3 separate regions of the Mus musculus genome follow, and all the other regions are linked to region 1. A link is a loop called in an ENCODE intact Hi-C map of the cell type or tissue named here. Cell type or tissue: heart. All regions are shown on one strand. Each heading gives the region's core, and the rest is flanking DNA. Links, peaks and the distances in the headings are about the cores only.

Region 1 (7,511 bases), core at 1,081-6,080:
CTGTGTCTTGGCGAGACTTATGCCATTCCAGTTTCAGTTTCTCAAGGAAGGGAGAAGGGTCTCTGACTGGATTGGATTTTGTATCTGCCCACAGTTACATTTAACAAATCATCCATGTAAATGTGGCTGGACCCAAAGGGAGCCTGCCTACTTCCCATCAGATCCTCAGAAATCTCATTGGAGAAGAGATAGGCATCCTAATATGACACCCATGACAATGATGCAAATAGATAGACACATAGACACATGCCTCCTATTGTCCTCTGACTCTTGATATGACACAGCCTGTGTTTCTGATTTACCCCTTTCCTACAGTGAGATTCTGTGATAATAGACCATCAGGTCTCAAAATGCTCCATAGTCAGCAGCAGCAGCTGCCTCACTTGGAAATTCTGGGATGTGGGAACCAGCAACTTTATCATTAAAATCAACCAACAGACTCTTCTGAGGCTAAAGATTGAGACCCACTATGTATGGTTATCTCTCTTCTTTTTTTTATTCATTAGGATTACAACAAAATAAATTCAGGTTACCTTGATAACATTTGGTATTGCCCTCCAGTCTCCAGAACTGACAGATAATGTTTTAGGATGCATTACTCCTCCAAAGGGATAATCTTATAATCTGTGTATTGATTTACATTTCTTCATCTTTCAGAAGATGACTGCTTTTAACTTCTGTGAATACTGTGTCTCAGATACACCACCAATCATATAATTTAATACTAGTTAAGCTTTTGGGGGACAACCCTGTGCCTCCCGAGCTCACTGATCCCATAGGAACCCTGCTCTGGAGCTTGGTTTGAGCCAGCACTTAAAGGACTGAAGAGGTCATGTCAGACGCTGGAGTGTTCAAGTGGATGATCATGAGAACTTTAAATATTATTCCCCTTAACCTTTGCATTCTTGTCTTAGTTAGGGTTTTACTGCTGTGAACAGGTACCATGACCAAGGCAACTCTTATGAAGGACAGCATTTCACTGGGGCTGGCTTACAGGTTCAGAGGTTCAGTCCGTTATCATCAAGCATGGTAGCATCCAGGCAGGCGTGGCGCAGGCAGAGCTGAGAGGTCTACATCTTCATCTGAAGGCTGCCAGAAGACTGGCTTCCAGGCAGCTAGGGTGAGGGTCTTATACCCCCCCCCCACAGTGACACACCTACTCCAACAAGGCCATGCCTTCTCCAACAGGGTCACAACTTCTCATAGTTCCACTCCCAAGCATATACAAACCGTTACACTTGTATAGGAGTCATTTAAGATTTATCATGTTTAATTTCAAGAGTAGATAAGTAGGTCTAGACTATTAAAAGTTTCAGTGATATAAAATATGAAATGACTGATAACTGAATTTTTTTTCCAAATCATGGACTTTGAATCAAAATCTGGGCTAAAGAAGACACTAATATTTACCAGTGGGTCTGTGTCTATTTAACAACTTCATTTTGGTCTATTTCCTTGTAGTAAGTTCTTTGTTTCTATGTTTTAATTATACAATAGATATTATTGCTGTATTTACTTACATTTAAAGATATTTATTTGTGTGTTTGTGAAAGGGCAAGTGTGTGCCATGGTGTGTGTGTGTGTGTGTGTGTGTGTGTGTGTGTGTGTGGTGGTCAGAGCATGGCTCTCTAGAGTAGGTTCTCCTCTGTCACGTTCTAGGGTTCAGAGCCTGGTCATTTGGCCCATGCACAAGCGCACCCACCTACTGAGCCCTTTGTTGGCCTTGCACGCTATACTTATGCATTCATTATTTTACTTTTAAAAGAAAGCCTATTATAAACATTGCTATTGTTGAGAATTTTTTTTCAAATGTAGTTTCGTGCTATTCAGTTGTATGTATGACCTATAATTTAGCTATTCCTCAATTTAGGACCTTTGATTTATAGCTAATATCTCACTCTTAAATAATATTTGTGATGAAATGGTGTACACATTTTCTGGATAGCAGGATTGATCTGTTTTAAACTCTGCTGGTCCTCTTCCCCACTGTGCCCCTCTTCTGTAGTTTAAATTGCTCATCCATTTGCTCCCTCGGGTATTCGTCTTTTTCGTTCTTTGATCTGAGACCCTCATCATGATTTAATGCGCTTTGCATAAACATAGAAGTCAAAGATGGGAATTGAAGAGGAGATAGCCTTTTCTGAGTTTACCCTGATAGTGTCCCATCTGGTTCTCTGTGAACTGTATAAGCTATGCCAACACTTCAGGTTTGGGGGTCATCATCTCTAGTTCCTAAATCAGAAGGATGTGGGTAAATGGTTTGACCCTGGTAACAACTATTCACATAAGAATGTCAGCATGCTTCATCCAAGGACAGAAGTTAGGCATCTTTTACTTTTTAAAAAAGTTACCACATTTAGTCATTTATTCTTCAGTTGCATGTGTGAACGTGTGTGCGTATACGTGTGTGTATGTGGTGGTGTGGTTGTGAACGTGCGTGTGTATACGTGTGTGTATGTGGTGGTGTGGTTGTGAACGTGCGTGTGTATACGTGTGTGTATGTGGTGGTGTGGTTGTGAACGTGCGTGTGTATACGTGTGTGTATGTGGTGGTGTGGTTGTGAACGTGCGTGTGTATACGTGTGTGTATGTGGTGGTGTGGTTGTGAACGTGCGTGTGTATACGTGTGTGTATGTGGTGGTGTGGTTGTGGTTAGAGGATGACTTTGAGAATCTACTTTTTCTTTCCACCATGTGGGTTCCCAGGGACTGCACTCAGGTCATCAGTCTTGGCAGCAACTATTTTTAGCTGTTCAGCCATCTTTTTGGTCCTCAGATATCTTTTAGATGAAATATCCTATTTCACACACAGACACACACACACAGTATAAAACTTTCTTTTCTTTTTTAAATTTGTTTATTTATTATATGTAAGTACACTGTAGTTGTCTTCAGACACCCCAGAAGAGGGCATCAGATCTCATTACAGATGGTTGTGAGCCACCATGTGGTTGCTGGGATTTGAACTCAGGACCTTTAGAAGAGCAGTCAGTGCTCTTAACCGCTGAGCCATCTCACCAGCCCCAGTATAAAACTTTCTAATGAGCAATCCTTTCAGTTTTTATTTTGATAAACCATCTTACCTACACTTGAGTTTGAATTGAATGTTATTTCACTACTTCTAGAATAGAAAAATGTAACATAAAATATTGTTGAATTATGACAACTAAAAACAAAGATGCTTTCATGGCATGGAACCAAGAATAGATATGTTATAAATGGTTCTAAGATTAAAAAAAACAAAACAAAACCAAAACTCTGCCAAGTATGGAGGTCCACTCTGCGGTTGGGGCAGGAGGATTACTTTGATAGCAAGAGTTTGAGACCTGCCCAGGCAACACAGTGAGTGCCTGAATCACAATAAAAATAAAAACAAATCAAAGTAGAATTTCAACATATTTTTTCTTGGGCTAGGTTATAAGAAAGAATGATTATATTCCCAATCATCATTGAAAATCTTCATTGCTGATTGCATAACCAGAAAACACAATAAATTTACAGGGTGTTGAATAGGCAATTAATAAACACTGCCATTTTAAAACTTGTATTATTTATGTATTTCTCATTCTCTAGTATGTTAGCACTCTTGGCAAATAAGTAAATTGAGGAACTATGAAGCAAACTTTAGGAGTATACAAGCTGGTTCAATCGGGCACAATAACCATTTAAAGAGACAAACAGTTGTTTTTTTTTTTTTTTTGAGACAACTCAGAAATCTGCCTGCCTCTGCCTCCCAAGTGCTGGGATTAAAGGCCTGTGCTACCTTTGCCCGGCCTTTTGTTCTTTTCTACCTGTTACTGAAATCACAAGTGTGTATCTGGAGGGTTCCGCTAGGGGGCAACAATACTCAGCGGTTTTGGCCGCGTTCGCGCCGAGGGGCGCTCCCTACCTTCCTTTCGTTCATCCTGATTTCCGCCGGAAGCGGCTCCGGCAGTTGTTGTTTTCCGATAATTGGGCTCTGGTTGCTTCGTGGTTTGTCCTCTTCCCCCTCCCCTGGCGGGTGAGGTTACCGCCGAGGAGCTGGGGAGTCAAAGTGAAGACACTTAGACCCTGGGAGCGAGATGGACATCCTGAAATCCGAGATTCTGCGGAAGCGGCAGCTGGTGGAGGACAGGAACCTGCTGGTGGTGAGTCCCGGAGCTGTGGTTCGGGCTTGAGGGTGGTGGACTGTGCTTGCGGTGTTGGCGGGAGGGTGATGGTCCTGAGAGGGTCTGGGGCGGGCACGGGGCTGACAGATCCGCCACTGTCCCGGGCAAGCTGCTGGCCCAGGGCTTAGCAAGGGGCAGAGTATGGATGTCAAGCCTAGTCTGGCTCACTTCGGCGGCGCTTGCTGTCCTAACCAGTATCCGCCGCAGGCAGAGTGATAAAACAGCATACTAGTCATTGTCAATTCCAAAGCATGTTGCAGAGTTAGTCGGCTTTATTCCTAAGCGATCTGGCACACGCCATAGAGTGCAGAGTTTGTTCCTCTTTGTGTGCGTGTGTGTAAAAATCTTGTTTATTAGTCAGTGACTTTTGACAAGTGCAAACACCTGTGTAACCCATTCTCCATGAGGAGATAAAATAGCAATGTCCACTTTCCAGTCCCTGCGTGGATTACCCACCGAAGCAACTTATTTATACCTCAGTTTTGCCTGCTCTAGAATGTCACATCAATAGGATGTACATTTTCATATGGAGCTTCGTTTGATTAGAATGTTCGGGGTATTACTTTGCTGTGTGTGTGTATGTATGTGTGTGTGTGTGTGTGTGTGTGTATGTATGTATGTATTAATTTTCTGAAATTGTATTCTGTTGTCTGAGTAGATCTGGTTACCCATTCTCCTAGGGATGAGTGTTTGAGCTGTTTCTCAGAATTGGTTGAGCAGATTCTGAGCCCTATCCCTTTGGAACCGCAGGGTTACAGAGTACATGCATGCCTAAGTCATTCAAAATGTTGCACATCTATGAGCTATGTCAGAGGCTGGCTAGTCTGCACTGTTGCCCGCGGTTTATGTTGCCTGTCTTTTTGGTGGAGAGGTTTCTGTATGGTTCTAAATCTCATCTTCTTGATAATTTAAGTAATTCATGTGTGACTTTTTTTTTTTTAGATACTTACATATTTTTTTGTGAAGTGTTAAAACTGCTTGCAAACTTAAATTAGGCTAGTTATTAGTTCTCCGGACTTTAAATTAGGTTAGTTATTCTCCATACTTTAAATTACGTTCGTTATTAATTCTCTGGACTCCTTTATGTATCCCACCATCTTCTTTGATAAGTATGTTTTCTGGATATCAATAATAGTGCCTTTTGAGGAATAAAAGCTCTGTGTGTGTGTGTGTGTGTGTTTATATTTATGGATTGGGGGAGAGCATGGCAGGGACCCTTGGGCTTGTCAATGACAAGACAATCAGTATAGATTAGAAACAACTACATAGGGTTTGCATGGGGATGGTGAGGAACCAGAGAGATGAACAGAGATGCTAGTTAAAGCTCTAGGAGACAAAGTTTGGGAAAGGTCACAATCCTCCAGATGGAATCTGAGGAATGGTGTGTGTGTGTTTGTGTTTGTGTGTGTGTGTGTGTGTGTGTGTGTTCATGTCTCCAGCAGCACAGAGCCAGTGGTGAGGCCTCTATTGTGTGTGTGTGTGTGTGTGTGTGTGTGTTCATGTCTCCAGCAGCACAGAGCCAGTGGTGAGGCCTCTATTACAGTTAGGCACTGGAACCCTACACACTATTTCAGCTATACCCAGAAATACTCTCCCAGGCCCAGCATGTTGACCGAAGGCCTCAACTTCTGACTGACCTCTGCTCTGGTTCCCAGTCATCTTCTCACTCTAGTGCTGACTGCAAGTCCCTTCCTCTCCCAGTATAGCATGTCAGATGCTGGTAGACCTGGACCTGCGTAGCCCCAGCCAGGATAATATTAGCCAGTTACTCCTTTGTTCTCTATATAGCCTGTTAGGTGCTGGTGGGCCCAGCCAGGATGGCCTCAGCCAACTATTGGTGCTTGGTCTCCTCCTGTCCTGTACAAGACACTGCTGAATGCCCAGAGCTGCAGGGACTAGGGAACCATGGGATTGCAGCTGGTCTCCAAGGTTCTCCCTGTGGTCTTTAGCCTTCTCCAAGCAGTTTGTGAAAGCATCTAGGCCCCTTCTTCTTTGATTTCTGAGACTTCCTTCCAGACTTCCCCGCAGCTGGTCCATGAGTGTGCCTTACATCTTCTGCGGCATCTCAGGCTGTGACTGATACAAGTATTGAAACTGTTGATGAATCTTGTAGCTGCTGGTGGCAGCTTCTGAAAAAACAGTTCATCATGGTGTCCAGGGTGAACCTGGAGGCTGCTGTGTGAGCTTGTAGATCCTCTGGTCCTGTAGACCTTTCCCACAGCCACTGCCCAATTAGCATTGCTCAGTTCAGCCATTTTGAAATCACCACCAGCTTTTGATTTTTTTTTTTTTTTTAATAGAGCACAGTTGGTTTTTTTCTTCACCCTGCTCCTCCCTCTCCCTTTCTTTCAGTACTTACTATGTACTCCTACTGTGTCATCCAGGTTGGCTTGGGACTACAGCGGTGTATCTAGCGTCAGTGTGTGAAGGGTTTTTTTGTTTGTTTTGTTTTTGTTTTTGTTTGGTTTGGTTTTCGAGACAGGGTTTCTCTGTATAGCTCTGTATGTCCTAGAACTCACTTTGTAGACCAGGCTGGCCTCGAACTCAGAAATCCTCCTGCCTCTGCCTCCCAAGTGTTGGGATTAAAGGCATGCACCACCACTACCCAGCATGTGAAGTTTTGTTTTGTTTTAAAGATTTTATTATTGTAAGTAAGTACACTGTAGCTGACTTCAGACACACCAGAAGAGGGTGTCAGATCTCATTACCGGTGGTTGTGAGCCGCCACGTGGTTGCTAGGATTTGAACTCAGGACCCTCAGAAGAGCAGTCAGTGCTCTTACCTGCTGAGCCATCTCGCCAGCCCACATGTGAAGTTTTTAATGATTATCATTTTCTGTGTTTTCTGATTGGGAGATTAAAACAGTGTAACGAGTTGGAAAGCAGTTGAGCAACGTCTTAAAATTAGGCGGCTGTTTGGCCTGCGGGCTGGCCATTCTTCCTGCCGGAGACGTTTGAGCATATTGTAGTGGCACTGTCTTCTACGGGCTCACGGGCGTTTATGAAATACTGGGCATCTTAAGGATGTTTGGAATCAGATGTTCATTTGCCCCAAAGGAGGAGCTATAAAATAACAGAACCCAGAATTGCTATGCTAGGGTTGCTAAGATTCCAAATGATGAGACCTCACACGTTCCTTTGGAATGCTCCTATTGATGAGATTTCCAGAACTATCTGCCACAGTTTCTGTTTTGATTTGGAGAAAACAACAAAAAGAGATCTCTGTGTGGTTCAAAGTAAATCTGTCTGTAGAAATGATCTTTGAACTTAGTTGTTAGGAAACTGAAAAAACATTTTGAAAATGCTGTTGGTATATTATTCTCTTTGCTGCTAGAACTCCTACTTCAGTCAAATAAAATACTTGAG
Region 2 (7,511 bases), core at 1,517-6,516, 50 kb after region 1:
CAGGATGTGGTGGGGGCTGCTTGGTGGGGTGGCTCCAATTTCACTGGACGGTGTTGAGCTTCTCTGGCTTTGAGGTAAGGCAGCTATATGTAGTCAGTGTGGGAAAAGCAGGGAGAAGCCAGGTCAGACCAGCATGGAGCTCGTAAGTCAATGACAGACCCAGTGGCAGGTGTGACCAATGTCAGACATGAAGGACAGGGTCTTGGTGACCCCAAGGCATTCCGTGGGAAATACCTTTGTTTCCCCAACTGTATTTTGTCTTAACTTTGTCCCTCCACTCTGGCCTCAGGATGGTTTCTATAACTGCATAGAATAGGAAGCCCTCATGTTTCTGTTGTAGAGACCTGAGCACAGAGGGCTGCCCTGGGGCGTTTTAGATGTGGCTTCTATGTGAGGACCATGCTGTATTGTTGGAAGGGCCTCCAGACTTTACCATCTGCTCCTTCAGTAATCCTGCAAGTGAACAGCACTTTTAACAGCTTATATGTACCATAGCGTTACTGCAAATGTGACTAGATGGAGCCAGGAGAATTTAGCACCGAGTACATCTGTCTGAGGTGCTTCGTGTGCACTTTTGGTGGTGGCAGGGTGGGTGGGGTACAATTTACTAAAATCTTAGTAATACCTTCCTGCTATTTAATAAAACAAATGCACACAAACACGGCAATTCTGAGAGAATGAACCACTCCTATCTTTTTGCCCTTGGTACTTAACCATCGGATCTGAGAGGACTAGAGCCGCTCATGACCTTCAGAGGGCACACGTTAGATGTATTCATTCTCTGAATCCTGCTGGGATGCCAGTGGGTAAGTTTACGGATAAAAGCAGAGCAGGAGAAAGGTTGTAGGACCATGGAGTTCAAGGAGGGACGCCCAGGACTGCCGGTTTGTTTGTAGTCTAATCTCTGGGGCTTGCTCAGCATGCGCCCGAGGGAAGAGAGCAGTAGGGACATGGAGGCCCAATGAGCAGCTGCTCTCCTGGGCTGAACTTCTTAGGGGCTCTCGTCTCCAGAGCCTGGCTTTTTAGTAAAATTTCACTGGTTTTCACTTTTGCCTTCATTCTTGTTTTCCTCTACCCTCCCTCGTTTCTTCTACCTACAGTAGAAGGCTGTAGTTTTGTTAATTACTCTCTGAGTGGTATGAGTTACAGATGACCACCACTGATCTAGCAAAGGTAAATGCTCAACTAACATCAGTTATGAGCATTATCATTTCATAGAGAACGTCTAGGTTCAAACCTCAGTGTGACACAGCATCAAAGACCCTGAAAGTAGCAGCAGAAAAGCCAGGAGCAGCCAGGTTACCTAAGCAGATGCAGCTCTCAGGTTCAGAGAGCAAACACTTCTTTTCCCAGGGCCTCAAGATCCAAGCCCGACCTTTCATCCCAACCTTTCTTGGCAAGGTTAGAACTTGGGACTCTAACCTACTAGAATCTTTCTTGCACCCTTGGCAGGATAAACCCTCTGACCTGACTTCACATGGCTTTCTGTCCTTAACTGGAAAAGCTAAAAGAAATGCTCACTCTACGCGAAGGAAGAGTGTTAAGGGAAGGAGGGAGGGAGGGAGAGAGGGAGGGAGGGAGGGAGGGAGGGAGGGAGGGAGGGAGGAAGGAAGGAAGGAAGGAAGGAAGGAAGGAAGGAAGGAAGGAAGGAAGGAAGGAAGACAGACCTGGGTTGGGATAAGGACCATGGCTTCCCACATTTCACAGCAAGGCCTCCAGAATAAGTGACTCCTTTTCTTGACTGTGAAGTCTAGGCAACCTTCAGCCTACCCAGGTCACCTGCCTCCCACCACCTTCTCACCTGACGTGGCCTTGCACATCTGGGGCATCCTGGTGACCCTGCTGTGCGCCACGAAGGTGCTCTGGGAAGAGGTGCTGTACTGAGAGCCGCTGTCCGAGGAGGTGGAGCTGGTGTGTGACAGACGGCTGTGCTCCTTATGCGAGGCTGTGGAGCGCTGGTACCACTGGCGCAGCTCATCAGACACGGCGGCACGGCCGGAGCCTTTGTCGTGGGCGCCGTCACGCCCCAACGAAGGAGTCCGCAGGATCTGAGACCGAGATGGTGTAAGGCGGCCTGCATCCCCCTCGTCGCCACCCCCGCGCCAGCTCTCTTTGAACAGGCCGCCAGCTGTGTAAGAGTTGGAGGTCTTAAACTGCGCTTTGACGCTGTAGTGGCCCTCCTGGTCGCTCTCCAGGCTGCGTACCACCACGGGTGTGGCACTGCCCTCGATATATAGTGGGTACTCCTTGATGCGGTACTGAGAGCTGGGCTGGCTCTGGCTGTGCAGGTACACGCCACCTCCAGTGCTTGCAGCCCCGCTGCGGGCCGCCAGGTTGGGCATGCTGCCAGAGCTGGCTGAGCCCAGGGCGCCTGCTGCCCGCTGCCTCTGCCGCTGTCGCTGCCGCGCCTTGGACGGCGAGTCCTCAGCCAGCGTTGAGTAGTTGGCGTTCATCTGTGCTGGGTAGTAGTGCTCTGAGCTCGAGTGGCTGGTGCAGGACGAGCAGTCGTCCATGGGGTCTGAGCCATTGCTGCTACGAGTCCTCGGGGTGTAGAAGTCGGGGCTTCCGGTGTCGTTCTCCGAGCCCAGGAGCTTGCCCTGGGACTCCAGGCTGGAGCTTCGATGCCTAAAGTGCAGTGCAAGGCTGTGCAGTCTCGTGGGGCTGATGTCCACTGACCTGTTGGGGAGACAGGATTGGTCTTAGAGTCCTGGATCAAAGGGTCCCACAAAAGCCACAGGCCAGGCTCAGGGCCTCTACCAATGGGAGAGCCCAGCAAGGTTGCCCCTGGAAAGCCAGGTTCTTCCCTAGGTACCAGGTGAGGAAGGGAGCTAAGAATCTCTGGAATCCACGTGGCACCTAGGGAGTGGATGAAATGTGTTGACCAATGTCTGAGGGCTTTTGCTTCTTAAGAAAATGATGCTATTGATAGAGAAGCAAATTCCTATGTTCTAAGCATTACACTAACCCCTTTAAAATAGTGATTGTAGGTAATAAAAAACAAAAAAACAAAAACAAAACTAACAACCAAAAGGTCTAACAGAGGTCCTCTCGTGATTGAACCAAAGACTCCTCTGAAATGAAAGCCAACGTACCTAAATGGCTGTTTCTTGTGAGTATTCTAAAATGGAGGGTTGGTGAAACATGGAACCCCTAAACATGAACGATACACTTATCTACCAGTAGTACCAAGACTTTGCCTCCAATCCATCAATATCAACAAGAGGAAGGTGATAGAACCCAGCAATAGGAGGTCTTATGCAAATTCCTAGCGACTCTTGGCCACATCCAGGCAGAAGTGTACTACATCACCCTCACCAGTGACCTTCTGTGATGCAGCTTTACCTCTTAGAGAAGGGATATGATTCAGGGAAGTCTATTTTTCGGTTCATTTCTTTTGGTTACTATAAATGTACACCTTGAGGCATTAAAGTGGGTCCAGAATAGATTTTAGACCTCATGAGAAAGATATATGAGGAACGGAGGGTAGAGCAAAGGTTAGCCTGGGGTGTCTATGGCTGCTGCACTCTCCCACCTTAACTGGGCTAGTTTTCCTGTTTCCACTCCTACTAGGATCCTTGTTACCTGTCTTCAGAAGGCTGGGGCTCTCTGGCCCCACAAGTCCCTGGATATGGATAGAGTTGACTATATTGAGTGTCCAGGGTAAAGTGGACCTTAGCTCCCCTGTTAACTGGGCTAGATTGGAGCCAATGATGTCTTACTACACCAGGGTCTGGCCCAGAAAGGCAGGTGGCCTAAAGGCCCAGCAGACTCACCTTGTGGAATGAACATAGTGGGGACTCCGGACGCGCAGGTCTGGGGTGGATGGCATGCTAGACTGGGAATTCCAATGTGGGAGGCTTCGGATGGGACTGTTCTGCAAGGAGCTGCTTACTCCTGCCTCGGTACAGCTTCCTGTGCTGGGGAAGCGCTTGTGGCTGCTGCAAGCGAGAAGAGGGAAGCCATGCTGATCACACGAATACCATGTGGCAGCGTTGGTAGGGGCTGACTAGCTTGGGACAGTAGATCTAATTGCAGGGAGAGCTTGCCCGGGACTCCAGCTCTCACTATCCCACCTCCCCCCCTCCACTCCTCGAAGTTAAGCACAGGGTGACTATTCTCTGGAGCCTTCATCCTTAACAAGCATTGTTTTACAAGATACAGTACCTGCTAGGGTACCCTCTGGAGCTAATTAAGGAACATGAGGAAAACAGAAGCGGGCCTAAATGTCTTCCAGATAATCCTCTCTACGACGTTGATATTAACCAAGCAATGAGCTGATAATGTGTGCAGCTTGCATTTCAGCTGCTTGGCTCCAGAACTCTGCGGGAAGATCGTATAGGGTTCTATACCACCCTGAGGATCCTCAGATCCGGCTCTCCTTTGCCATTCTGGAATGCTGCTGGCTACAATTTCCTAATTAATTCCTGTGAAATGTAACAGCATTAAATCCATCTGCCAACAGGTTGACTATGAGCCAAACCCTTTCCTCCCCTCTTCCCCCCTCCCTACCTTCAGATGACAAATCTGTACTTCTGGGGGTTTGCCAGCAGAGGGCTTTGTGCGCAAAGCTGAACTGTGAGTTCCAGGAAGGAAAAGAGTATCCTTTGGCAATATTTGTAGGTTCTAATGTGGGGCAAGCCTTTGATTCTGTTTGAGCATATCCGGGGACCTCATTTGGGTGTCCCAATGTAGCTCACCTGGAATGGCCGTGGGAGGAGCGTTTCTTCACCTTCTCATAAGGCTCATCTAAAGATGACTCGCTCCACATTTTGGGCTTTAAGGGTGACTTGTCATAGTCGGTACGGTGATAGTGCAGCTGCCTGAGTCCCTCCAGGGACTGTGGGGGAGGAGGCCTGTTGTGTGATGAAGGTGGCCGAGGAGGGAGTCCCTTGTGTGGCGACTGTAAGGGGGATATTGTGCTGGTAACCTGAGAGTCTTCTGCATGGACAGGAGGAGGAAGAACTCATCAGAGACATTATTTCCACAAGAGATGGAGCCTTTGCCCAAACACACCATGTCAGTGCCTTGGAGCTACACTTCACATATGTGCCAGGGCTCTGTGACCCTCCCACACTGGGGTCAATCCAGGTCAAGGCAGAGCCCAGACTGCAGGCTTAACTGAATGTGAAGGGCACCGCTGTCACGTCTGGTTAAGTGCGAATAAAGTCTGAGTTGGATTTGGTGTCACCAACAAGTGATTGCTTCATATTAATCAGGCAAATGAAGTATTACGTTCTAACTTTTCCTTTTTAAATTTGGTGCTAAGAAATGAGCCCAGGGCCTCAGACATGCTAAGCGAGTGCTCTATCATGGAGCTATGCCATGACGTATGTTTGGAGAGACACTAAACAGATCTCCTTTGCTCTGGGGGGAGGGGAGTTAACCTTCTTGAGGATTTTATCTGCTCTGTTAATCCCTGTGTCCTCAGGGTTAAAATGACAGCTGGCATTCAGTAGGTACTCAATAAATATTTGTTGGAGGAAAAACCTGAATTGGAAGTATATCTGTGAGGTATGATTAAGTGCTGACAGATCCGCCTTCTACCATCCATGCTTCCCTCACAAGCTTCTTAAATTTCCTATAATCTATCCTGGCATATTTAATCTGTGATGTCGGAGTGGAGCCCAGAGCCTCTTGTGAGGCTCTCCACTGAGCTATAGCCTCAGCTCGGCTCAAGGTGTTTTAGAGGAAGAGGGTCCCAGTCCTTTGGGACCCTGATGGCCCAGGGTTACAGAGGAAGAAGGGTCCAGGGAGCCTCAAACCTGGATACCTCAAAGGTAGGCCAGCAGGGGTTGGCTATCTCCCCAGTCTCAACCTGGAGCCATAAAGCCAGCTCCGGCCACAACAACCCTAGTAAGAATTTATTATCCTGACAGTTATCAGCCTTCACTCCTTGTTTGACCTTATAAGTCCCCCTCCCCCAACACCTGAGTATATAAATGAAGCATCTTCTAACACCCCTGTCCTGGTCACTGGTACAGGCCACACAGACCTCACCCCAGAGACCCTGGCTACCTCCCCAGAGGCATAAGTAGCCACCCCACCCCCATAAACCTCACGGTTCTCTTCCAGAATGTGATCATTGCCAGCACTGCACTCACCTCCACCAGGCTAAGCTTCCCTCCCCCAGTCCAGCTAGTGCACAAGCAATATGCCCTGCCCCTATCCCCCAAGTACCCAGCAGCACAGTCAAAATAGTACCCTACCTCCACCATCTCTGGAGTGCAATTTCGCACATCTGTATGCTGGATGGCTTCCAAAGGAAGCAAACCCATTTAGCCAAAGAAGGCAGATGTCTCATAAGGCACAGTGACTCTTGCCTGTAATTCTAGCCCTTGGTAGACAGAGTCAGGCAGATCGGCAGTTCAAGGCCAACTTCTGTTATACAGTGGGTTTAATACCATACTGAGTTCCTTGGGACCTGGTCCAATCATAAACATCAATCCTCAACCAAGCCCCAGAGGCGCTATCTGGAAGCAATGAACTATGGGGCAGAGAAGGACAGAAACTGAGTAGAAATCTAGAGGTGAGGGGCTAGGTGTAGTAGCAGGTTCTTCTACACAGCGGAGGAGAGGGCAGAGAGACAAGGGGAGGGAGGAGAAATTCGGAGCGTGCCTAGATAGTGTGGGACCTTGAATTCCAGACAGGGAGTTGAGATTTGACCTGAAAGCTACAAGAAAACTTTCTTAACATAAGCATAGATGTGCCAGGGTGAAAATCCTGTTTTAGAACTGTTATTCTTGCAGTTTTGACCCTGGGAAAATCAACAACAGACAGGAGGAGGGTTTAATGAAGAGATTTGGTGGTAGGTGGCTTTGGGAAGAGAGGAAATGCCCAGTGTTCACAGGGAGGGGGAGGAGGGCTAGAGGGAAATTTCACCACCAACCACTCATGGAATCCTACATCCATTTTCAACTTTTCGGATTTTCATAGCTTAATTCTCAGTCACCAAAATTCAAAGGTCAGATATATATGTTCTGGTCTATGCCTGCTACTCCTTCAAATCAGACAGGAGGAGTCTCTAGGAGGTGAGAGGAGAACCGCAAGTAGGAACACAGGACATTGGAGGAGGCACTCCTAGCTCTCAGGAGGTCGGAGGCCCAGGACGTTGGGCAAAACTGTTATCATGATGTCTCAAAACTAGCTAATGACTACATATAACCCTGGGAACTCCTAGTACAAGGGGACACCACTAGCTTGTTCCTTCCTTGGCAGACCAGGGTGACATTGATCAATGCTAGGCCAGGGAGGGCCTCATATTCCAAACAGGCCTCTGTGTTCTCATGGAACACCACGGCCTCCCCACCCACTTAATGCAGCAGACAGTCAAACTCAACAATCTGATTTCTAATAGCAAGGGCAAGACAACTGGGTAGCTATTCCCTAGGTTTTCCCACATCAAGAGCAATTATTATTATTACGGCAATTATCATTATTACTGTGACTTGGGTAGGCCTTTCATGTTTTCTGTCTGAATAGCCACTTACCACTGGGTGCCTGAGGTTTTCCTA
Region 3 (7,511 bases), core at 1,517-6,516, 65 kb before region 1:
CTTTGCAAGCTTTGCACACTTTTTCTTCCTTAAACCAAAACAGAGGAAGAAATCTTGGGCAAAAATATAGTCGTTATAATGTTTGAATACGAAACAAAACAAGACAAAAGTACCAATCTGGATCTAAGCGGCAATCAAGCACAGATAGCTGCAGTCACTGAGCAGTTCTGGCCCTTGCTCTCAAGTGCTCTTACTCTGGTTTCCCACAGGCTCTCTCCTTCCTGGTTCTGCAGTACCTGGCCCTCGCCCTACTACCTGAGGTGGTAGAGAGTCCAGGATGGGCAAAGTTGAAAGCAAACACCACCATCTACCTTGCACTTTGCCTTGATAAACACTTTCAGAGGAAGCATCCTGGACAGTTTGATTTTGGGCTCAAAGGCTACAGATAACAAACGTGAGATGCTTCGTGGACACGCCTCATGCCTAAGCTATACAAATACAGGCATCGGGGCACACTTTTGGCTACCTAAATATCTGTGGGCACTTGTCATAAGGTGTGGAGGATGCTGCCTTTGCTCCCTCTGTCCCCGAGGTAGGTAAGCCAGGAAGGGTGGTGACAGGAGAAAAGTCATCTTTTCTCTCTGACCACAAATGTTAGTGAAAAAGACACAGCCAGGAAGTGCAAAGCTGTTGAGTAGTAAGAGGCACTATCAAGAGGTGGCAAGGCAGACAATCACTTTTGTTCTCTTTACGCTGCTTGGACTACAGATTTAATTTAACTGTGCCACGGCAGGATTAGCAACCAGGCCATAGAGGTGAAAGGACATTTTAATAAGACAGCACATCCATCCTCTATCCCACCCAAGGCAGAAGCAAAACCAAACAAATAGCAGCTTCCTGGAAATTGAATTTCTGTTATCCAGATGTCAAAGATGTAATACCCCAATTACACAAACTATTGCCAGTGAAGCATGCCAGAGAATATGCAATGTAAATGGGGTGAGCGCCGAGTGGCGAAACTGCGTAGTCAGCATCTGGCTCTGTGACTGAGTGATAATTAGCACTGTGTGTAGACACTAATAAACATTTATGTCTGAAATTACAACTTTTAGCAATGTTAATAAGGGATATATTGGCAATCTGTAAAATAAAAGGTCTTGAAAAGAATGTCATGCATTAAGCAATGGCAGACATTTCCCGTTCTTCCATAATCTCTCCCACCACCACCCTGCCCCTGAAATTGCAAATGGCCACGCCACGCTGTTTTGCTGAGAAATTAATTGACATAAGAACCTACCTAAGTAAATGGGTTGTGTCTCTTTGGTCTCCCCATTAACATCATTGCTGAATTCTGAGATTTTATACACCTCATGGTGATAATCTGGCATGAGAAAATAACCGAAAATTAGTATTTTAATGACTTCAACAAATAGGAATAAGCACCTAAAGACTCCCATCCCAGATGTATAATCTACAAGTATACTTTCAAGAACTCTCACAGAATCGGAGTCAATACTAATCACCAAACGTTACTTACTGTGAAGTACAGGAACCTGAAATACCACTGCGCCTTACAAAACAGATATGCTTGGCTACAGCAAGTATATTTGTAAAAATAAAATAAAATAAATAAAAAAGAAAGAAAAGAAAAAAAAATCTTGCCAAATCACAGGCCAATGGAGTTTCTCAAACGTATTTCCACTACCATTTCTGTGAGCATATCAATAGCATGTTTCGGAACTGCCTCTCTACTGGGTTTACCCAGAAAATCTCAGCTTAAAAGTAAGGATGCATTTTTTTTTTAAGATATTGATGTGTTATTTTTTTAAAGGTATACTTTGAAAAGAAGCAAGTCTTTTACCTTTCACATAAGTGAATCTTTTGCAATTACTGCCCTTACTGAAGATGCAATAGTTTATCTTCCAAAAAAAAAATTGAAAAGCAGCTGCACAGCAGAATCACTCACCATTAAAAAAGAAGGAAAAACTTACTATGTTAATCAAAATTTCAAATATAACATCTTGGGATCTCGTGTGGAAGCTACAGCATTTTGATAATGTAGCTCTTTACAAACCAGGACCACCCAGGTATGAAAATAGAGGTCCCTTCTCAACAGCTGTCCAAGGTTTGGGTGGGCTTGTTTGTTTGTTGTTTGCCTTAGCTGTCACAGGACAACATGACAAAACTACCCTCTCTCTTAAGATAGAGTAGTCAGTTTCCTGGGGTCATAAATAAGAAAGCAGCCTCCATTCCTGAACGAAGCACGTTGTATCAACAGGGCCATCACACTCAGAGAGACTTCCAGAGTAGTCAACATCCTGGTTGGGGAGGTGGAGGCCGAGAAGGAGTAGCCAAATATTTTGAATGCATGCACTACACTATTTCAGGCCTCTATCGTTAAACAGTACAAAGCTAAATTAGGGGAAACACAGATGAGCAGATTTGCAAAAATGTCTATAATTAAACCGTTTCCAGACTAACCAAAAGTGAGCTTTATAAAATCCTCATGTCTGCTTAGCTGAGTTCAGAAAAACTCCATCCCTTGCAATCACCCTCCCAATAGTCACCTGTTCACATGTGACTTTTGCTGGGGCCCTTGGAACAATCATGTGGCTCTTTCCTCAGATGCTAGCGGTAGATAAAAACCACCTAGGGAAAGTGGAGCGCTTCTCTGATTTGGCTTTGACCCAAGTTAATGCAAAGATATTTAAAGAGTGTGGGCTCATATTAGAACTTGTACCATTACCTCTGGGGAGGTTGGGGGGGGGGTATCACCATTCTCGATTATTAAGGTGATACATTTTGACAGGTGTTTCTTGTCCGAGTTGGCACCATTTTTTAAAGACTCAAATCAGGAAGATGGACTCGAACAAGAAACAGAACCCAGAGGAGATACTACTCAACTTTCTCCTCCCCGGACAAAATAAACGCCTATAAAGAGTGTGCTGTACACCTGTTAGTCGGCAGGACCAAGCTGGATTTTTCTTTATTTCTTGTGATGCGACACTTGTCTGACTGGTATACGAGATAATCTTAAAACTACCTTTCCACCCAAATCACTCAACTGGAAAAGATGCTGTATGTCAACAATTTCTGCCTTGAGCTTCGATTCCCTAATGAGCTGATTCTTCTTAAAAAGAACAATGATCATCTTTTTCTCTCCTCCTTCTCTTTGCGTGGGGGAAGGAAAAAAAAAACGAAAACAAAAACAAATCCCAGTCTATTCTCGGCCTGCCGGCCAGGCAAACCCTCAGCCACCCCAGCCCAGCGGCCGCCGTGGCGGCGGCACCCCAGAGTGGGCTCGGCTCCCCGGTGTCATTGTTTGCTAATTTCCTGACGTGCCCTCCGACTTGTTTACCTTCAATAACACCCGGTGGGTCCCCCTCAGGCACAACTTTCCCCGCGGCGGGGCGTGTGCGGCCCGCGGGGGGCCCGGGTTCGGGCGGGGACGAGGGGGTCGGGGCGGGCGCGCCCCCGGCGTGGAGCCCGCGGGCGGCCGGGGCGCGCGGGGCCGAGTGCGCGGAGCGCGGCGCCGGCTTCCCGCCGCTGTCCCCGGGCCGGCAGCTTACCTCGGCTCACCAGTTTGAAGCTCTGGGATTTCCTGCTTCTTTTCCTCTCCGAGAACTCCATGGTGCGGGCAAGGTGGCGGCGCGGCAGGAGACTGAGGCGGCGGCTGAGGCGGGCTCGTGTCACCGCCGCGGAGCCGCCGGGACCAAGGTCCGCGTCGCGATCGGCGGGGGAGGCCGAGGGACGGGAGGAACCACCGCGAGCCCGGCCGGGGGTTGCGCGCCCGGGGCGAAGTTGTCCCCGCGCGCGGCTCCGCCTCCCCGGTGTCTTAGGCGACCCCTCGGTGCCCCTTCATGCCGCCTCGCTCTTTCCCGAACGCAGCCCGCCGCAGCCCAACTTTCCGTTGGGAGCGGGGCCGGGCTGGGGCGCGGAGCTGTGGGGTGCTCGCCGCGGCCCGCCTGGGCTCAGCCTGCGGACGCGGCCCGGGGGACGCGGCGAGCCGAGGGAGGGCGGCGGCGGCGGGTGCGGAGCGGCGGCCGGGGCGCTGACCTCCCCCGCGGGAGTAGGGGCCGCGCCGTCGAAGGGGGCGGCGCCGCCGGGACCCCGGGACCACCTGCTGGCGGAGCCCGGCCGCCGCCATCCCCCGGGGGCCGCCGCCACTGCTGGACTCGGCCGTGCGGCGACCCGGCATGGGCCGGAGGCCGCGCGGTTCAGCGTCCGGAGCGGCCCGGGCCCGTGGAGCTGCCCCCCCGGACGGACGCCGCGCTCTGCCCGGCCTCCCTCTGCGGCTCCCGGAGGCGAACCTGCCTTTAGAAATAAGCCAGGGATCGTGGCTCCTTGGCGGCCAGCCCTCGCTCTGTCTGAGAGGCGGGCGGTGCCAGGGCCAGACGCGGATTTTAGGCAACTTTTAAGAGGGGGTGAAGAACTTACCCATCCGCGCTCTTGGAGCAAACAGAGAGAAATTTGAGCATGTACTGCTGAGAAGACTATGGGATGGAGCGAACATCAATTCTTATCCCCACCCTGGGGACTGTAGGGGAAGTTATATGCAAAGGGGGTGCTTGGAATGGTGTTTTGGGGAGAGGAATACTAGAGGTGAGGAGTGCAAGGGGGTGCAGGCTCTTAGGGAAACAGTGGTCATAGCAGGTGCATAGACTCTGCCACTTGACGCAGAAATACCAAAATAATTGCCGTCCGCCAATGGCCATTGGGAGTTTTATGTAATCTTTTTCTCTGGGGAGCCAAGTGTGCACTTACTGTAGGCGCCATTTCTTACCACATGTTTTAAGTGGGAATAGAAAAGATTTTTTACATCACCTGGGAATGGTAGTGTGGAAACATGATCTGACACGCTTAAAAGTACGGCCTCCAAATCTACGGTTTCTAGACCAAAGTACAAAGGGGAAGAAGGGATGGGCTGCTGCTCCAACACCTTAGGAAGGTCAGGTTGCTCCAAAGAATGCAGAGAAAAGGGGGGAGGGGGCTGGGGTGGGCTGTCTTGATGAATGATTGAGGTTAGTTGCACTCAAATGGACAGCCGTTCAAAAGCCACTCTGATAGAACCTTGACGTTAGAAGCAGGGTGACTACCAAGGAGCAAGCAGTGCAAACATGCCTGGGAAATAAAACCAAAGAACCGGTGAGCAGCAAGCCAGCTGGAGACAACAGGATAGACACGGGTGTGGATAGACACGGGTGTGGACACCCGGCAGTGTGGACACCCGGCTGGCCGCAGGGAGACCAAGCGCTTCATCCAGCTCTAAAGCAAATCACTTTAAGAGGGGATTCATTTTTTTTTTCCTACTTCTTTGAGATTATGTTAGAGGCTGAGTCCTTTTCCCAGAAAAGTGTATGGAAGAAATGAAATTGTATTTGGTGAAGTTCTTTGATCTCTTTAGAGTTAAAAGATGCAGTGAAGGGTTCAGTATGATAGTGGTTTGGGCAATAATCCCACTTGTTTCTTCCCCCACCTCCATTCAAAACCAGAATTTTATAAACCTGAAGGTGTCTGGGATGTTTCTAAAGTAAGAAAACATTCTACACCCCATTCTGGGGCCGTGAGAGATAGAGATAGAGATAGAGGGAGGGAGAGAGAGAGAGATCCCTTGTCAAATTTTATTCCAATAGTCACAGGCTGAGTACTACGCTAATTGAATAATGCAGAGTAGTCTCGCCTTGGAGCATAAAGTAAGCTTTTATTGTGCTTAAACTATGATGAAATCATTGAAGGTATCACCCCAAGAAGTACATCCCTAGGAAAGATATCATTCACTTTAAGTTCAAGCAGGAATGTGACTTCTACCTGCTGAAGGGAATATCCTCTATGTAGTTAAGGGGATATTTTAAGAGACTACCTAAAATTAATAGTAACTATGTCTTTGCCCTTTTGACTGAGCTCTTCAAAGATGGTCCATGAGTATCCACTCATGGTGTGTAAAGACTATGAAACAGCCTGTTCTATTGCTTTCTAGGGGATATCAACTAGTTTTATTTACTTTCTACTTGGTACACACCACTGTGGCTTTATCCAACAAATTTATGGATCTACAGTTAGTATTAAGTAATATCAAGCTGGAATTGCCTTGACTGGGTATGTATCTGTAATAGGTTGTGTAGGTTAACTTAGCAAAATATCACAGACTGCCTGACTTAAGAAATTTGCTTTCCTATCACTGCAAGGAGTCCAAGATCAAGGTCTGATACAGTCTGTCTCTGGGGAGGGAGGGATCTTTCCCTTGCTTGTAAACTGCTGCCTGTTGCCTGAGCATTCACAATTGGTATTTAAAAATGTTTTAGATTTATTATTTTATTAGTTTATGTTTATGTGTTTCACCCGAATGTGTGTATGAGCACCATGTGTGTGCCTGGTGCTCACAGAAGTCAGAAGAGGGCATTAGATCAGAACTGGATATGCAATGGCTGTGAGCCTCCACGTGGGGTGGGTGCTGGGAAGCAAACTTGGGTCTTCTGCATGAGCAACAAGTGCTCTCAGTTGCTGAGCTGGTTCCCCCGCACACTGACCTCCAACCTCCAGTTCCTCTTATAAGACTACACAATTTATGGACAAGAGCCTGCCCTTTTGGCTTCTTTTAACCTTAATTACTGTCGATTAGGACCTCATCTCCATATCCAGTCATTCAAGGTCGGGGCTTCAGCATAGAGATGTCGAGGGTCAGCACTGTTGGTTTGTTTGGATATAGTGTCTGGGTTGAGGTGTCCTAGCAAACTCTTTAGATCTAGCTCTGCTCAGTACTTACAGGTTCTCAGAAACTTCAGAACCACAGGTTTACATGTTCTGGAGCTCGGGGTAAGTCTGGGCAAATATTCCATGACATCATGCAGGCCAAACATCTTATTATATGGCCATTCCAAAACCAGGTTGATTATAAAGATTAAGCATAGGTTTTAATCTTTGACAAAGACAGGTAATTTGGCCAGAAAACATTAAATAACCGTAACATAAATCTTAAAATTCTCTGGAAACTATGTCGTAAGAGAAATAAATAGTATTATGAAAATTCCCATCTTTATTTAGCTCTCCCATTTCCCAAAAGAAATATAACATGAGCCATATGAATAATTTGGACTTTTGTATTAACATTAAAGAACAATCAAATTAAGTTCATTTCATAAATACATTTTGTTTAACTGAAACCATTAAACCATTGTCATTTGGACACGTAGCAGAATGTTCTTGAGATGTTTTATATTCTGTTTGTACAAAGTTTTGAAACTGGTGTGTGAGGTGTATTTTGCAGTTGGAGAACAAATCCATTCAAACTACCTACATTCCAGGTGCTCTATGGCGACCATACTGGGCAGCTTGTAAATAGAGAAACTTCAGGATTTGAGCCAGTTGTGTATATAATTGTGACTACAACATATTACCTTTTAACCCTCAAACAGAAAGAAAGGTAAAACAGCATCATCAATCTTAAGCTACTCATACCTCTGGATTCTCTGGAACTGAAAGTGTAGTCATTCCCCAAGGGCTCCCTTACCTTAGCAGTCCCCGTAGCTTTCAGTTGGAGGATAGTCACTCGTCCTGAGGCTCATAGACAGCAC

Evidence for each region. Hi-C counts contacts between places; a loop is a spot of excess contacts. Peaks named below come from ENCODE experiments on the same cell type or tissue, not always from the same donor. Only the 100,000 strongest peaks of a DNase experiment are listed, where the experiment ranks them.
Region 2: it touches region 1 in a loop (2.0-fold over the local background); 2 of 42 quality-filtered maps call a loop at or near these places.
Region 3: it touches region 1 in a loop (4-fold over the local background); 6 of 42 quality-filtered maps call a loop at or near these places.

Annotation. Positions count from the first base shown.
Region 1 is chr2:4,648,530-4,656,040 of GRCm38, reverse strand. Prpf18 (pre-mRNA processing factor 18) reads left to right here and starts at 3,906. Exons shown (of 10, transcript NM_026045.4): 1 at 3,906-4,125. The coding sequence starts at 4,060. In heart, for the core only: a CTCF peak has its summit at 3,821 (motif pointing right); a DNase peak (open chromatin) is centred at 3,960; H3K4me3 peaks cover 1,364 bases; H3K27ac peaks cover 768 bases.
Region 2 is chr2:4,598,542-4,606,052 of GRCm38, reverse strand. Frmd4a (FERM domain containing 4A) reads right to left here. Exons shown (of 23, transcript NM_172475.3): 19 at 4,698-4,938; 20 at 3,774-3,938; 21 at 1,802-2,676; 22 at 1-83. Among named protein-coding and RNA genes, the nearest start is that of Gm13179, 7.8 kb to the right of the region's middle. In heart, for the core only: CTCF peaks have their summits at 2,336 and 4,539 (motif pointing right); DNase peaks (open chromatin) are centred at 2,382 and 4,712.
Region 3 is chr2:4,714,291-4,721,801 of GRCm38, reverse strand. Bend7 (BEN domain containing 7) reads right to left here and starts at 3,971. Exons shown (of 9, transcript NM_178663.4): 1 at 3,510-3,971; 2 at 1,238-1,321. The coding sequence starts at 3,570. In heart, for the core only: a CTCF peak has its summit at 4,107 (motif pointing left); DNase peaks (open chromatin) are centred at 3,431, 3,821 and 3,981; H3K4me3 peaks cover 2,352 bases; H3K27ac peaks cover 1,146 bases; H3K27me3 peaks cover 2,765 bases.